2 separate regions of the Homo sapiens genome follow, and region 2 is linked to region 1. The links are chromatin loops, found by intact Hi-C in ENCODE. Cell type or tissue: ascending aorta. All regions are shown on one strand.

The links. A loop is a pair of places that touch in the nucleus more often than their neighbours do. Peaks named below come from ENCODE experiments on the same cell type or tissue, not always from the same donor. Only the 100,000 strongest peaks of a DNase experiment are listed, where the experiment ranks them.
Region 2: a loop joins it to region 1, with 3 times the contacts of the local background. A loop is called at or near these places in 8 of 110 quality-filtered maps.

What each region holds. Positions count from the first base shown.
Region 1 is chr6:71,345,921-71,353,920 of GRCh38, forward strand. No RefSeq gene overlaps it. Among named protein-coding and RNA genes, the nearest start is that of MIR30C2, 27 kb to the right of the region's middle. In ascending aorta, a CTCF peak has its summit at 3,618 (motif pointing left); a DNase peak (open chromatin) is centred at 1,303; H3K27ac peaks cover 2,137 bases.
Region 2 is chr6:70,703,393-70,711,392 of GRCh38, forward strand. All of the region lies in intron 1 of SMAP1 (small ArfGAP 1), which reads left to right. Among named protein-coding and RNA genes, the nearest start is that of SMAP1, 40 kb to the left of the region's middle. In ascending aorta, a CTCF peak has its summit at 3,324 (motif pointing right); no DNase peak of the experiment used is centred here.

The DNA of each region.
Region 1 (8,000 bases):
ATCATCGAGCTATTTCTCCATCCCAACCCCAGGCTTATACAGAGATTCTATTTTTAATGTCTTAAATTTAAAAAGCAAAAATTATCTTAGTAGCTGTGGGCAGTTGAAACTTTAATGAAATTTGATTAAGCCAACATTCAATTAGAAGACAATGTAGGTCACAACTAGAAATGATTTATAGGATGTATAGCAAGATCCCTCAGCCCTGTTAAGATTAATATTTTTGAGAGCAGGCTGCACTCACTCTCCTCACCTCCTCTCCCCGCTGGCTCCATCTGCATTCTGCTGCCATTGTTCTAGTGAAGCTGCCCTCTCTGAGGCTACAGTGGCAATGGCTCCATCAGTCCTTCTCTGGCTCAGACTCAACATTCTTCACTTTTGGTCTCCTTTCTTGGTTCCCATGGCACTGCCTTTTCTTGGATCACTTCACCTGCTCTCTCAACAGATTCCTTTCACTTCCTTCTCTTCTTTTCCCCATTTCTTAGAGACAAAACCCCAAATACAGTTATTGGTTCTTTTCCCTTCAATATTATCCACTTCATAGTTTCTATGATTATGCTGTAAGCCCTGAACTTAGTTTCAGTTCTGAATACACAACAATCTTCTAAAATCCCCCTTCATGTTAAGTTCAAAAGTCTGAACAGAAATTAACTTCCTTTCCCTTTCCCTCTTCTTCCTATGTTTACAATATCCTCTAGGATCTCTCAGTCTTATTGGCCAGAAAACATGGTCAGAATCATCTTCAAGTTTTTCTCCTCTCTCAGTCCCTACATTTAATTACACATCCAATCTACTATTCTATTTTAATAATTTTGAATTTCTATTCCCAGTCCCACCTTCTATATATAATATAGGCTCATATGTATGAGACGTTCTGTCTGGATTATTACAACAGCCTTTTGACTGTAATTCCTCTCTCTCCTTTTCTTTAAGAAGTATTGTTCTATTTCATATTATGTGCCAAGGTTGTGCTAGGAGCTTGGAGTATGAAAGGAATTAGACCACCTTTCTTTGAGAGCTCACAGTGTAGTGGGAAAGACGGATGTGAATAATATTCACCTCTGTATACTATGATGAGCATTATACATATGAACACAGTCCGAGGTGGCCCAGAGAGTGAGGCGGTTAATTCTGCCTACAGGAGGTAGACAGGGAGTCAACAAGGGCTTAAGTAGAGAAGGTGACTTTGAGGCTAGGTTTAGGGATGCATAGGATTTCACCAGAGGGGGACAGTCGTGGGGAAGGACATTCTTATTCAAGAGGACATTGCGTCCCACAGACATTAAGGAGCATGGTGTGTTTAGTAGCCTGGTGACCACTGAACACAGACCATGAGGTGGGCAGTGGGTGGACCTGAGGCTAGAAGGTGGATTGAGCCAGATCGTGACGTGCTTCCAATGAGGGATGTGGGTTTTGTTCTATAGATAGTTTAGAACCAACAGTTTCACTTCCCACATCTAACTAAATGCCAAGGTCCGAGTGGACTCAACAAACTAATGCTCAAATCTAATCTATTTTCTCCAACTCCATTGACCTTGCCTTATTTCTGGCTTTATTTTTGGAGGCTCCTAGTTAAATTTCCCTTAATAGAATGAGGACATCTCTATCTCATCCTAGCCATCAAATTAATGATATTTTCCCTCTCTTATAGAAAACAAATGGACTTGGTAATGTAAGGCAGTAACAGGATCTGTCTACAAATTTCCTAGAAGACAATCTATACATAAAGTTATATATGTTGCATTTAATTTTCACTAAAATCCTGTGATAAACCTCCCTATCCAGAAATTTTGCTTGCTCATTTTAATCTGGCTACTAGAGAATGGAGAGGCATTTCCACCTGGGTCCAGCCTTAAATGACAATATGAGTGGTCAATCATTTCTGCCACCCTTGTTGCCCCAAGGGAGGTAATAAAAGTAGTTAGAACACCTGTCACTGAACTTGGATGTGCATGGTGAGCAAAGCCCTCCATATCTTCCTATTCAGGAGGAGTTGCCACATCTCCTCAGTGGCTCCTAGGCTGCTTAAGCTTTTGATATACCCTATGTAGACAAAAGGGTACAAAAGCAAGGTTGCTAACATCTAACTGTTGCCTTGAGTAAAAAACAAAAGGAATTACAGAACAAACGTTTGGCTAATTTCAAAGTGTCCCTTAGTGCTTGAAAACTTTGTCTTATTATTTTTTATACAGAATCAAAGTAGGCCTATCTTAGAAAAGGGAACATCCTTAATGTTGGAGAGGTTTTAAAATAGGCTCTCACTATTTCCAACCCAGATTATTGTGCTGACAAACTGATGTTTTCCCCACTTCCTGTCTTTCTTCTCCAGTTATTTCACATTCTACTTTCTGATTTTGCTGTCCAAAATGCATATTGGCCACCTTTATGTTTAAACACTCCAGTTTACTTCCTCTTGTTTCATAAAGTCCAAAATTGCTGGATATGGCCTACCTCCCTCTCCATCCTCATTGCCTATCTTTACCCAACAACAGCACACGAAATTTCTAGGAATAACCCCCAAATATGTGGGAACTGCATGATTTGTGCCTCTATCAAATATTCATTTTTCTCTCTCTTTTTCTTTTTTCATAAAGACAGGGTCTCACCCTCTAGCCCAGACTGGTCTCGAATGCCTCTTGATACAGTGCTTGTGGAGCCCATGGATTGATTTCTGAAGGTCCTCGAACTTCCTGAAATGAATGCTCATTTTGAGTAAGGTATACATTACAGCATTTTTTAGGGGTATAAGCTCCATATATTTTATAAGATTTTCCAGTAGGTCTTTAAACTCTAAAAGGTTAAGAAACACCATAAATCTGTTGAGAACTAGGACACAGATGACCAAATTTGACAGAACAATATACAAAGTAAGAATGGATGACAGTGTTGTAGAGTCTCATCGTCAAGTATGGAATCTCATTTATAAAATGTAAAAACTGAGGCCCAGAGAATTTTAATGATTCGCCTGAGTTCATTTACAAACTAAACTACACAATTTAGATTTAACTGTGCAATGTCTTTTCCATTGTTTGCTTTTTCATGTATTTATTGTTTTATTCAATTATTATAGAGTGGAACATACTTGAAAGTGGCAACTATGCCTTGAAATGATGATTATGATGGTGATGGCAATGATGATAAAGATGATTTTAGAGGAAATTATGAATAAGAAACATGTCTAAGACCAAGAAATATACAATTATGTACTGCTAATTCTTACATATTTAGAGTACTCAATTTGCCTCTTAAAAATCCTGGATAATGAGAATTTATTGACTTAAGTCAACTGCATCCAACAAGTCAGGCAATTTCCAAATAATTGTGTGATTTTTAAAAATGAAATTCTCTTGAAATGTTGGATCCACTAATTTGCAGATCTGAGAACATGTTTTTCATATGGTACCCAATTGATTTATGTGAATTGCTTAAGGAAAGAAGTTGAAATTTACCTGAAATATCTTTTGTTAGACTATGCGAAGCAGAGGAACTTGCTTTACATTTTTGTTTAACCTTCACTAGGTAGTTCAAATCTCATTGTCGATTTTACTGATTTTTATAAGGTTATAGAAATGCTATTATTTTGTCAGAGAACTAAAGTGCCCTCTACTGTTTCTTCTCTGTTATTACAGCCAACTTTCTGTTAAGATACTTGATTTAACAGAAAAGTCGTCCTTACAGAAATAACCAGCAATAAATTCATTTCTGATAAAGATTCTAATTATAAAAAAGAAAATTATTATTGACTAAGCATTTTGAAGCATTTACATGTTTTATAAATTGACCAGTAAATAAAATCCTACATATTTGCCTTAATCATATTTTTGTCACTTTAATCTTAAAAATTCAAATTCCACTTTATAAAAAACATTTCTACTTTTTGGCATTTGTTTCAATTCATTTTACACAGCCAGAATTTTTTCACTATGTTGACTAGTATCTTTTTTAAAAAGATGACCAAAATAGATATATTTTTAATTTAAATATTCAGAAGCATAAGAAAATTAAGAAGGGCCAATCACTATTTTCTGAATGTAATTAATGAAATTTATTACTGAGAAAAAAATCCTCTAGATGTCATGTTATTAACTTAAAAATAGAATCATCTTACAAATTTACATATTTGCTTGTTGTAAACTTCAATTTTGACTAATAATTATGCACGTCACTTCCCTTCACTAAAGTAATCCAAGTTAGCTCTGAGTCATTTCAACCACTATTACTAACAGCATCATTAAAAAAAAAATGTCATTTCTTAGTCTTAAAATTTCAGTTATCTACATGCGTAGAGGCCTAGGATCTGTAGAGAACACTCTTTTACGAGTTCATAAATCTAATTATTTCAGAAATGTTTCACCCTTTCTCACTCTCTTTTTCATAGGACTTTTCCATCATTGGCAAGGTTTTAAAAATTTCCTAGTTTGTTGGTAGCTATTCAGTTCTTGCACAAAGACACAAATCTTGGCTGCTGGCCTTTTGGCATCTCCTAATTTTTTCATAGACCTCAATTGAACTTTCAGCCTGTTCATGGAACTTCAGAGGCTGACAATAGAAACAGCTCCTATTTGTCTTTTCACCCTTCACTTTTAATCCTTTCCATAAGCCACTTGAAAGTACAGTACTAGGTAGTTCAAGGATAGAGAGGGAGAAGACGAAAATCTATTTTCCCTCCATAATGCTTTCGGTATCCCATTTTCTTTTCATCCAAAGACAAGCAAATTAAGCAAATAAACATTAACACTGGTAATAATCCAGCTCATGTAACTAAGATTGATGTTGGGTGAGCCTCAGTCTTATAATACAGTCATTTGAGCCTCTTCTGTTATGCCAGAATTAATCTGTAGAAGGAGCCATAAAAGTTCATACAAAAAAGGGAAAAATGGCTTAGCAGTGTGAAGCAGAAGCAAGAGGTGCATGCTAGAAAGTTGGGAGCTCACACTTAAAAAAACTACAGAACTCAAAATTTGCCATGACGTGCAGGTCCTTCTTGGGCCTGTAAATTAGGCAGTTAACGCCTTATCTGAACCCTGGGAAGAATAACTTTCAGTTGCTTTTCCTCGCCCTAACTCTTCTACAAGGAAAGAAGCATAGCCTGTCTGCTTGGTGACTGCTTGGACCCTGCTTCACTAAGTTGAGCCTGTCTGGAACAGAGCTCAGACCTGCCTCCATGTAAATGTAAAGGCCAAAGGCCTTGGATGGCAGCAATTCTGGGTGACTAGGTAACTCTCCTTCAGGTAGGTTGCCCCAGGGATTGGGACACACTATTGTGGCTGATAATTTAAACTATAATCTTCACTCAAATCCTATTGGTAGTAAAAATGTTATGTTCACATCTGGAAGATGTTAGAGGGCCAATTTATTAGAGTGCCATTTGTTTCTGATGTATTTTTCCCCATGCTCTGAGGGCAGCTGCACTGTCAGCTATTGAGCTTGTAGGGCCAATAAGCTTCAGCAAATTCACACTGTAAATCCTCTTGACCAATGAGTTTTTATCCATGCTATACTGAGTGTATTCTGCAATGTAAGCTGTTTAATTTGCTGTTGCCTCTGTTTCTGACATTTATTTTGTGTTCTAGAAAACCTTTCAGATTTATAATGTCTGACAAAAACATATGGGAGTAGAAATGTGGAACCAATTACAAATAAGGGAAGCTTACTATGATGGCTATTAAGATCCAAGTTTTACATTGCCTTTAAAAAAGTGTTCACAGGAACACAGGATAAAAATAAATGACAATTTGGGATTGGTAGAAGTTCTTTAATATCCTGAGGATCACTATAAACTTCATGGAAGCCCAGGAAAACTGGCTGATAACCATATCAATAGTAGGTGGAAGAAACTATGGCTGGCTCCCTAGGATTTGAAGGAAGAGGAATACAAATGTTGGATGCCACAGGTAGCCCATTTCCTCAGGAGCAAGCTACTCCGTCTGAACCCTGGAATCAGACATTTCTCCTAGAAGCCTTGGTTCCTTTTAGTGAGGACCATGGTCTGGGTGTTAGGTTTGCTCATGGCTACTCTGGTCTTTGCTTCTTGGCTTTCTCAGTAAGGAGAGCTAGGCAATCTAGGCACATATGTATAAACAAACACATACACACATACGCATACACATGCACATCAATAAACAGACATGTGTAAATATACACGTGCATCTATCTGTGCACATAAATGTATGCATATTTGAGAAATTATGAGTTCATATCAAAACTGCAGTTCCAATCCACTCCCAAAGTATACATTCTTGCCTTCCATCATTCCATATTTATATGTCCCTTCTTCCACAGTGAGAACTTCCAACCACATCAACACATTTATTCATTTGTGCAACCCTTTGGTATACCTGAAGTAGGTTTGGAATTGCTTTGCCCATGTCATTACAGTAACAAATCTACCAAGATTTTGAGATTTGCTTGCAGTTCTTCCTCCCCTCCTACCCCAAGAATGAGGGGATATAGTTAGATACTGTATTTATAAGTTACTTTAGTTGGTCTTTCCTCCTTCCTTTACTTTCCTTTAGTATGGCTGTGGCGTTTATTTGAAATATAGTTAGGTTCATGTATTTTAGTTTGCTTTCAGTTTTAGAACTTCCTTCTGGCAGGGCACGGTGGCTTACACCTGTAATCCCAGCACTTTGGCAGGCCGAGGCGGGTGGATCACAAGGTCAGGAGATCAAGACCATCCTGGCTAACACGGTGAAACCCCGTCTCTACTAAAAATACAAAAAATTAGCCAGGCCTGGTGGCACGCACCTGTAGTCCCAGCTACTCGGGAGGCTAAGGCAGGAGAATTGCTTAAACCTGGGAGGTGGAGGTTGCAGTGAGCCGAGATCATGCCACTGCACTCCAGCCTGGGCAACAGAGCGAGACTCTGTCTCAAAAAAAAAAAAAAAAGAAGGAACTTCCTTCTTATTCATATTGATTTTATTTTTGGAATATGTAGAATATTAACATGCTTTCAAAAGTCAAACTGTACAAAAAAGGTATAATCAGAGATGTGTCACTTCTTTCTGTATTCCTTCTATCCAATTTCCCCAAACTCCTAAAGGCAACTAACTTGTTTTCTGATTTGTGCTTCCAGTGTTCCTTTCTGTAAAAATAGGCATTTATATAAATTTTAAAAATGTCCCTTCTTTTATACACAAAGTTAGCATACTATATATACATTTTTGCATTTTGCTTTTTTCCCCTTAATTAAGTCTCCCAGAAATCATTCCCTAACAGTAAATAGTGTTCCTCCTTATTCTGTCTTACAGCTGTATAGTACTCCATTTTCTGTATGTACCATAGTTTATTCAACCAATCTTCTATGCTCAACAATTATAAACAGTATTCTATGAATAACTTAATACCTATGTTTTTATAGTTTCATATTATTAAAGATATACATTTAAAATAAATTCATAGAGGGATTTCTGTGATGAGATTTGGGCATAGATAGTTGCTTATAGATGGCTAAATTCCTCTCCAGAGGAGTTGCACCTATCCATCAGCAAGTATGGCATTGCTGTTTCTCCACTGTCTCGTCAACAGAATGTGTTATCAAGCTTTTGAATTTTTGCCAACTTTTTCGGTGAAAAATGGAATTTCAATGTAGTTTTAATTTACATTTTTATGTGATTAAAATTACATATATTTTCATGTGATCAAGGGCTATTTTTATATCTTTTTGTTTCTTTCAATAGGATTTCTACAGGTCTTTTTCTATAGGATTTCTGTAGATCTTTTTTCCTTTTTTTTAGAAAGTTCTCAAATAAAGGAGTTAACCTTTTATCTGATATATGTTGTGACTATTTTCTCCCAGTTTGTCAGCTGTCTTTGACTTAGTGGTATTTTTCAGGCCATGTAAAATTTTTATTATGTAGTCAAATTTATCAGTCTTTTATTGTGTATGGGACCGTAGTCACACTTAGAAAGCTTTTCCTTATACACTGGTTTCAGAAGAATTCACTCATGGGGTGTTTTTTTTCTTTTTGGTACTTGCATAGTTTTACTTTTTATATTTA
Region 2 (8,000 bases), 640 kb before region 1:
CTAGATATGGGAATTGTATCGGTTCCTGATATTTTTGTATTTTTATAAATATTTTTGACCTTTTTTCTTGGATGCAGTTAAGTTACTTGGAAATAGCCTGACTTTTTCAGATCTTGCTTTTAAGCTTTACTAGGTGAGACTACAGGACTTTATAGAATTAATTTTTCCATTAGTGAGGCAAAAATTCTTCGAATACCATATCTGATGATCCATTAATAATAAAGTTTTCAAGTTAGTTTCCTCTAATTGTTTTGGGTGGGGTTTTCCCTACCTTCTGTAGTTTCCTCACACACGTGCACCAATCAGTACTCAATTAAATATTCAGTGATGACTTTTTGCATGTTTAAGGAGTTTTCTCTCTGTGCATCTCTCTCCTCTTGTATGCTGCCTTATGAAATTCAGCCACCTTAGTCTCTGTGAACTCCTAGATCCATTTCCTGGAGTTAGGGAGGCCACTGGGCTGCCCCTGGATTTATCTTCCCTTTGCCATGGCCTAGACACTTTCCCTGGACAGTAAGCTGAGTTCATTGTAAGGCTCTCACCTAGTTTGTTTTCCATCTCTTGATTTCCAGTTTCTTCAGCAATGTGTTATATATTTTGTTTGGATTTAAAGTTGCTTTAGTCGATTGGGCAAATTTCAGCGTCTGTTCCTTCATATTTTGGTTAGAAAACAACTCAATATGGTATTTTAGTAGAAAAAGCCATGAAAAGAAAATTACTTTTAAACCCCTTGTTTCTTTTTATTGAAACTTATATTTTTCCTAGGCTCATTGAAGAGAACAGTTACATTTAAGTTTATTTATAACATCTGTCCTCATGTAATTTTTAGAGCTATTAACAAATTACAGGAGAAAATGAAAACTATTGATGTTACTAGTACTCTTCTGTTCCAATGAAAGCTTGATACTGCTAAGTGAATGATACAAAACAAGTTAATCCATTACTCCTCCTGATTCTTTGAAGTCTGAATCAACTTATAGAGGAAATCTCCTGTGATGTGCTGTGCTCTTCATATATAAATTTGATTGTATTTTGCTGACTGCTAATATTACAGATTTTTTTTTCAAGTCAAATTAAAATGGTTATATTCTGCAGCAAGTTATTTAAATTGTTCATGTTTCAAATAACGTCTCCTTCCATTTCATAGAATGGTGAAAACATCTGTTTATGTAATTATAGTTTGCTGTTGTCAAACTGGTACAGAATTTGCCTTAGTCTTTGAGTTTATTCTTCCTGCTAAAATGCAAACAAGGCTAATATATTCCACAGTTGTATTTGTTAAAAATCTTTATATAGCAATTTTCATTGTTACTGATATCAAAGACATTAAGTGGGATTAGTCAACCGTATCCATTATTTGTGAGCTTGAAAGACAAGAAAGTAGTTGGACTCTGCATCTAATTCAGAGTGTCATTTTAGCCATCAGTTTCTGCTTCTCCTTATATCAAGACTTTTAAAAAGCAAAAGTTCTAATATATGGAGACATTTATTATTTTAGTTAATTTTTCCACTTCAAGCTGAAAGGGGCTATTAATTGAACAGGCAGGCATCCAAAGACAAATATCTAACTTGTTTTTCTCTGTCTTGCTTTCTTGGGATTTGTAGTTCATGATGGCAGACTCTCATCTGTTTTATTTCCCTGAGGATACCCAGTAACTAGAAAGTTCTTGGCATATAGTAAGCATTAACCACATTTTTGATGACAGTGAGTCAATGAATGAGTGAATGAACAATTAAGCTTCTGAGTCTTTTCCCTTCTTCCATATCTCATCCATCTTTCCAGGCCTAGTTCAAAGTTATACTGCATTTATGAAGTGTTTTTTGAATGAAATTTTCTCCAACTATTTCAGTTCATTATGATTTTTTTTTTTTTTTTTAAGACAGAGTCTTGCTCTGTTGCCCAGACTGGAGTGAAGTGGTGTGATCTTGGGTCTCTGCAGCTTCCACCTCCTGGGTTCAAGTGATTCTCCTGCCTCAGCCTCCCAAGTAGTTGGGATTACAGGCGCCTGCCACCATGCCTGGCTAATTTTTTGTATTTTTAGTAGAGCTGGGGTTTCATCATGTTGGCCAGGCTGGTCTCAAACTCCTGACTTAGGTGATCCTCTGCCTCAGCTTCCCAAACTGTTGGGATTACAGGTATGAGCCGCCACGCTGGGGCCATTATGATCTTTTCATTGAACTCTTGGCATTTTCTTGCCAGTTTAAGAGAGAATTTTCTAACAAATATAACTGCACACAGTTGGAGTAGACAGCAAGAAGGAAACATTCTATTACTTAAAGTGTTTAAGGAGTGGCAGGATGGCCTTGTCAGTAAAAGGGAGGGGAGTGACAGGTATAGCGTTCTTATTGTGCCAGGTACTTATGTATTTCACGCCCTTTAATTTCAAAGGCCCCAACCCTACAAGGTATAGATCAACTTTGCCTATTTTTTAGTGTGGAAACTGAGGTTTAGAGAGGCCTATAAAATTTGTCTACAGTTCCATAGCCATAAGCGTCTGATTGATAAAGCAAACCCAAGTTCTTTGTAGAAGAGCTGTTATACTGCCTTTAGTGTGTAACTACTTCATGAACTCAGAGTCCATTATGATTGTGTAAGGTATGACAGTTTGGCATTTCTACCAAGAAATGAAGGCTTGAATGGGGCAGAATGACAGCACTTGGTGGTTAGGAAGAGAAGAAAGTTTTGGATAATGGGATAATTAGAAACACCGAAAGGGAAAGAGAGGTACCAAACTTTATCATTCTGTTCCTATTTTGGCCTCATGATATGTCAAGGTTTTTGACAACGAAGTTGGTGGATCCTATTTTGATTTTTTTAGAGAAACATTTATTATTGGGGTTTATTGCTCTGGTTTTTGTTTTATATGATACAAGAGAAACAACAAAATTAAGTCTTACAGTAAAAATAAGTCCTTTCCCCCCAACTATCTTAAAATCTTAAGATAAAAATCTTGACTGGTTAAAACCAGTCAACTAACTTCTTGTTTTTAGTGAAGATCGTGTTTGTTAATAATGCATTTTTTGAACTTGTCTTTTTTCATGGTTTCATATGGAACAGACATACCTTAGTAAACTGGCATATTATACTTTTATCTGGCTGCTCTCTGGATGATCTGGTAAACCATCATGTTATACAGAGGTTAAAGAGGTAAAGTGAGTTCATATTTTTGGTTGTTTTATTGGCAGATTTTCTCTCTGCTTTTCTGTACACTTAAAATGTTTGCATAATTAAAAATTTTTAAGAATTGCATAACCCTATTTGTATTTAATACATGCCTTTAAACAAATGAAAAAATATATTAAACTTTCGTTGTACCACCAGATGGCGCTCTCTATTAATCCAAATTAAGATGCCCACACCATTTTCTGAATTATTTTGTGTTATGTGTATTGTTAGATTTTTGGCATGAATGTATGGTCAAATAATAATGGGATCTAGAATTCACGAATAAAAGAGGAAGTAGAATAAATGAGTTGCTAATGTATAGCCCCAGGATATATCAAATAAGCCAGTGTTTAATATAGTTTCTGGAATTTAATCATTAGTCATTAGAATGATGTTAGAATAAAATTTAGGATTAGGAATATAGCTGTTTTGTATTTTGCCACATATGTTTGTCCTTCCTTATTCTGGGTTTTTCTTTGATTTTTATCAATAGTTTTTATGTATCAGCTGTTTTTGACATTAATGGTTTCTCTTGTTATATGTTAGTTTTATACTATTAGAGTAACTTTATTCCAATTATGATGTACTGGAATTTGGATTCATGAGATTTTGTCATATTTTGATCACATAAGCATGGAACATTTGAGCTTGATTTGTTTAACAAAATAAATAAACATCATCTCTGAATATATTCACTTGTGTCCATTCTTTCTCTTTTCATGAATGTGATTTATTATTTCAGTAATAAAGGATGTTAATCTTAAATTGGTAATCCTAAATAAAACTTTTATATTATCCTCATTAACTTTTTTTTTAGCTAAAAGGAATGGTAGGCAAAATTGATGTATGTTGAAAGTCAGCCTGAAAGCTATTGAGAGCATGATCTGTTAATTAACATAACAGTAAAGGTCTTTTACTGTTGCCTTTGCGAAAAGAAAACTAAACACATATTTTCAAAAGCAAACTATTTTGGCATTTAAAAAAGCTTGAAAATAGACATCTGAAACCTAATATTGTTAATGTAACACATTTTAAACATTTATTTATTTATTTATATTTATTTTTGAGACAGAGTCTCACTCTGTCACCCAAGCTGGAGTGCAGTAGTGGGATCTTAGCTCACTGCAACCTCCACCTCCTGTGTTCAAGTGATTCTCCTGCCTCAGCCTCCTGAGTAGCTGGGACTACAGGCGCATGCCACCACACTAGCTAATTTTCATATTTTTAGTAGAGATGGGGTTTCACTATGTCTACATGTTGGCCAGGCTTTAAAATTTATTTTTTATTGCATGTATTTAAGCTGTACAGCATGACATTTTGATACACATATATAGTGAAATGATTTCTACAGTCAAACAAATCAACATATCCACCACTTTCCATAGTCAACATTTTTGGCATGGTAGGAGTACCTAAAACCTACTCTTTCAGCAAGTTTTCAGTATATTGCAGTGTAGTAACACTGCAGTGTATAACTATAGTCCTTATGCTGAACATTATATCTCTAGACTTAGCAATCTTACATAGCTGTAAATTTGTACCCTTTGACCTCCCTCTTCCTGTTTCCTCTCCTTTCCTGCGCCTGGTAACCATCATTCTACTCTCTGTTTCTGTTTACTTTTCTCCCTAGATTTCACATATACGTGAGATTATACAATATTTTTCTTTCTATATCTGGCTTATTTTACTAACCATAATGTCCCCCAGATTCATCCCTGTTGTCTCAAGTGGTGGGTTCTCCCTTTTTCCCCCAAGGCCGAATTATATTCCATTGTATGTATACACCATAATTTCTTTGTTCATTCATCCGTTGATGGACAAACACTTAGGTCATTTCCATCTTAACTATTGGGAAAAAATGCTGCAATGAACATGGGAGTCCAGATGTCTCTATGAAGTGCTGATTTCATTTCCTTTAGGGAAATCAGAGGAATTGCTTGGCCTATGGTAATTTTATTTTTAAATTTTTGAAGAATCTGCATACTCCTTTCCATAATAGCTGTACCAATTTACATTCATACCAATAGTATATAAGGGTTTCTTTTTCTCTACACCTTTCTAACACTTGTTATCTCTTGTCTTCTTGATAATAGCCTTCTTAACAGGTGTGAAGTGATATTACACAGTGGTTTCGATTTGCATTTATCTGATGACTAATGATGTTGAGTACTTTCTGATATATGTATTGGCTATTTTTATGCCTTCTTTGGAAAAATGTCTATTCAGGTCCTTTGCCCGTTTTTAAGTAAGTGTTTTTTTGGTTTTGTTTTTTGCTAGTAAGTTTTAAAAAAAATTTAGATATTAATTTCTTAACAGAGAGATGGTTTGCAAATATTTTGCCCCAATCTGTAGGCTGCCTTTTCATTTTGTTGATTGTTTCCTTTGCATTGCAGAAGCTTTTTAGTTTGATGTAGTCCCACTTGTTTATTTTTGCTTTTGTGGCTTGAGCTTTCGCTGTGATATCTAGAAAATCAGTCCAGACCAGTATGAAGGAGCTTTTCCCTATATTTTCTTCTAAGGAGGTTTTTGTGTGTGTGTGTGTGTGGTATAAGGGTCCAGTTTCATTCTTTTGCATTAGATATTTAGTTTTCCCAACCCCATTTGTTGAAGAGACTGTACTTCCGCCATTGTGTCTTCTTGGCGGGCTTGTCAGGAATTACTTGACCATATATGCTTGGATTTATTTCTGGCTTTCTATGCTGTTTCATTAGTCTGTGTCTATTTTCATGCCCATACCATAAACAATATGCCCATATTGTTTTGATTACTATAGCTTTATAATACTTTTTTTTTCTTTTGAGACAGGCTCTCGCTCTGTTGCCCATGCTAGAATACAGTAGCACGATCATGGCTCATTGTAGCCTTGACTTCCTTGCTCAAGTGATCCTCCCACCTGAGCCTGCGACTGCAGGTGTGTGCCACTGTGCCTGGTTAATTTTTAAATTTTTTGTAGAGACAGGTCTGTGTTGCCCAGGCTGGTTTCAAGCTCCTGGGCACAAGTAATCCTCCTAGCTCAGTTTCCCAAAGTGTTGGGATTATAGGTGTGAGCCACTGCACCCATCCTATAATATGATTTGAAATCAAGAAGTGTGATGCCTGCAACCTTATTTTTCTTTCTTAAGATTGTTTTGGCTACTTGGGGCCTTTTGTGGTTTCATACAAATTTTACAGTTTTTTTCTTTTTCTGTGAAAAATGTCATTGGAATTGCATTTGTTTGTATATTGTTTTAGGTAGCATGGACATTTTAATAATATAATTCTTCCAATTCATGAACACAAGGTATCTTTCCATTTGTGTCTTCAATTTTTTTTTTAATCAGTGTTTTATAGTTTTCGGTGTGTAGATCTTTCATTCCCTGGTTAAATTTATTCCTAACTTCAGTCTTTCATTACTTAATGATGGGGATAAATTCTGAGATATGAGTCATTAGGTGATTTCGTCATTGTGGGAGACTCATAGAGTGTACTTACACAAACTAGCTGTCTCTGTGTCTAGGCTGTCATGGTATAGCCTATTGCTCCTAGGCGACAAACCTGTACAGCCTGTTACTGTACTGAATACTGTAGGCAATTGTAGCACATAGTGTTTATATATCAAAACAATTAAACCTGGAAAAGGTACAGTACAAATTGCTATAAAAGATAAAAAACAGGCTGGGTGTGGTAGCTCACGCCTGTAATCCCAGCACTTTGGAAGGCTGAGGTGGGCGGATCATGAGGTCAAGAGATAGAGACCATCCTGGCCAACATGGTGAAACCCCATCTCTACTAAAAATACAAAAATTAGCTGGACATGGTGGCATGCACCCGTAGTCCCAGCTGCTCGGGAGGCTGAGGCAGGAGAATCGCTTGAACCCGAGATTGCGTAGGTTGCAGTGAGCCGAGATTGCGTCACTGCACACTCCAGCCTGGTGACAGAGCGAGACTCCCATCTCAAAAAAAAAAAAAAAAAAAAAAAGGGTAAACGGCATACACATATAGGGCACTTACCATGATTGGAGCTTGCAGAATTGGCAGTTGCTCTGGGTAAGTCAGTGAGTGAATAGTGAATGAATGTGAAGGTGTAAGACATTACTGTAGGCTTTGTAAACACTGTACACTTAGGCTAGAATAAATTGATATTAAAAATTTCTTGATAAATTAACCTTAGCTTACTGTAACTTTTTATTATCTAAAAACTTCAAAAATTTTTTAAACTTCTTGACTCTTTTGTAATAACAGTTTAAGACACACGTTGTACAGCTATACAAGGCATTTTCTTTATATCCTTATTCTATAAGCTTTTGTCTATTATTATTATTGCTTTTTTACTTTTTAAGCTTTTTTTGTTCAAAACTAAGACACGAACACCCATATTAGCCTAGGACTCCACAGGTTCAGGATTTTCAGTATCCCTCTTTCACCTTCACATCCTATCCCATGGAAGGTCTTCAAGGGCAATAACACACATGGAGCTGTCATTTCCTATAATAATAATGCTGTCTTCTGGAATACCTCCTGAAGGGCCTACCTGAGGCTATTTTACAGTTAACTTTTTTTAATAAGTAGAAGGAGTACATTCTAAAATAACAGTAAAAAGTATAGTAAATACATAAACCAGTACCATAGTCATTTATTATCAAGTACATAATTGTGTGTGCTATACTTTTATTCAGCTGGCAGTGCAATAGGTTTATTTACACCAGCATTATCACAGACATGTTAGTAATTTGTTGTGCTACGATGTCACAATAATTACAATGTCTCTAGGCAATAGGAATTTTTTATTTCCATAATAATCTCATGGAACTGTTACTGTAAATGTGGTCTGTCATTGATTGAAAGGTCATTATGC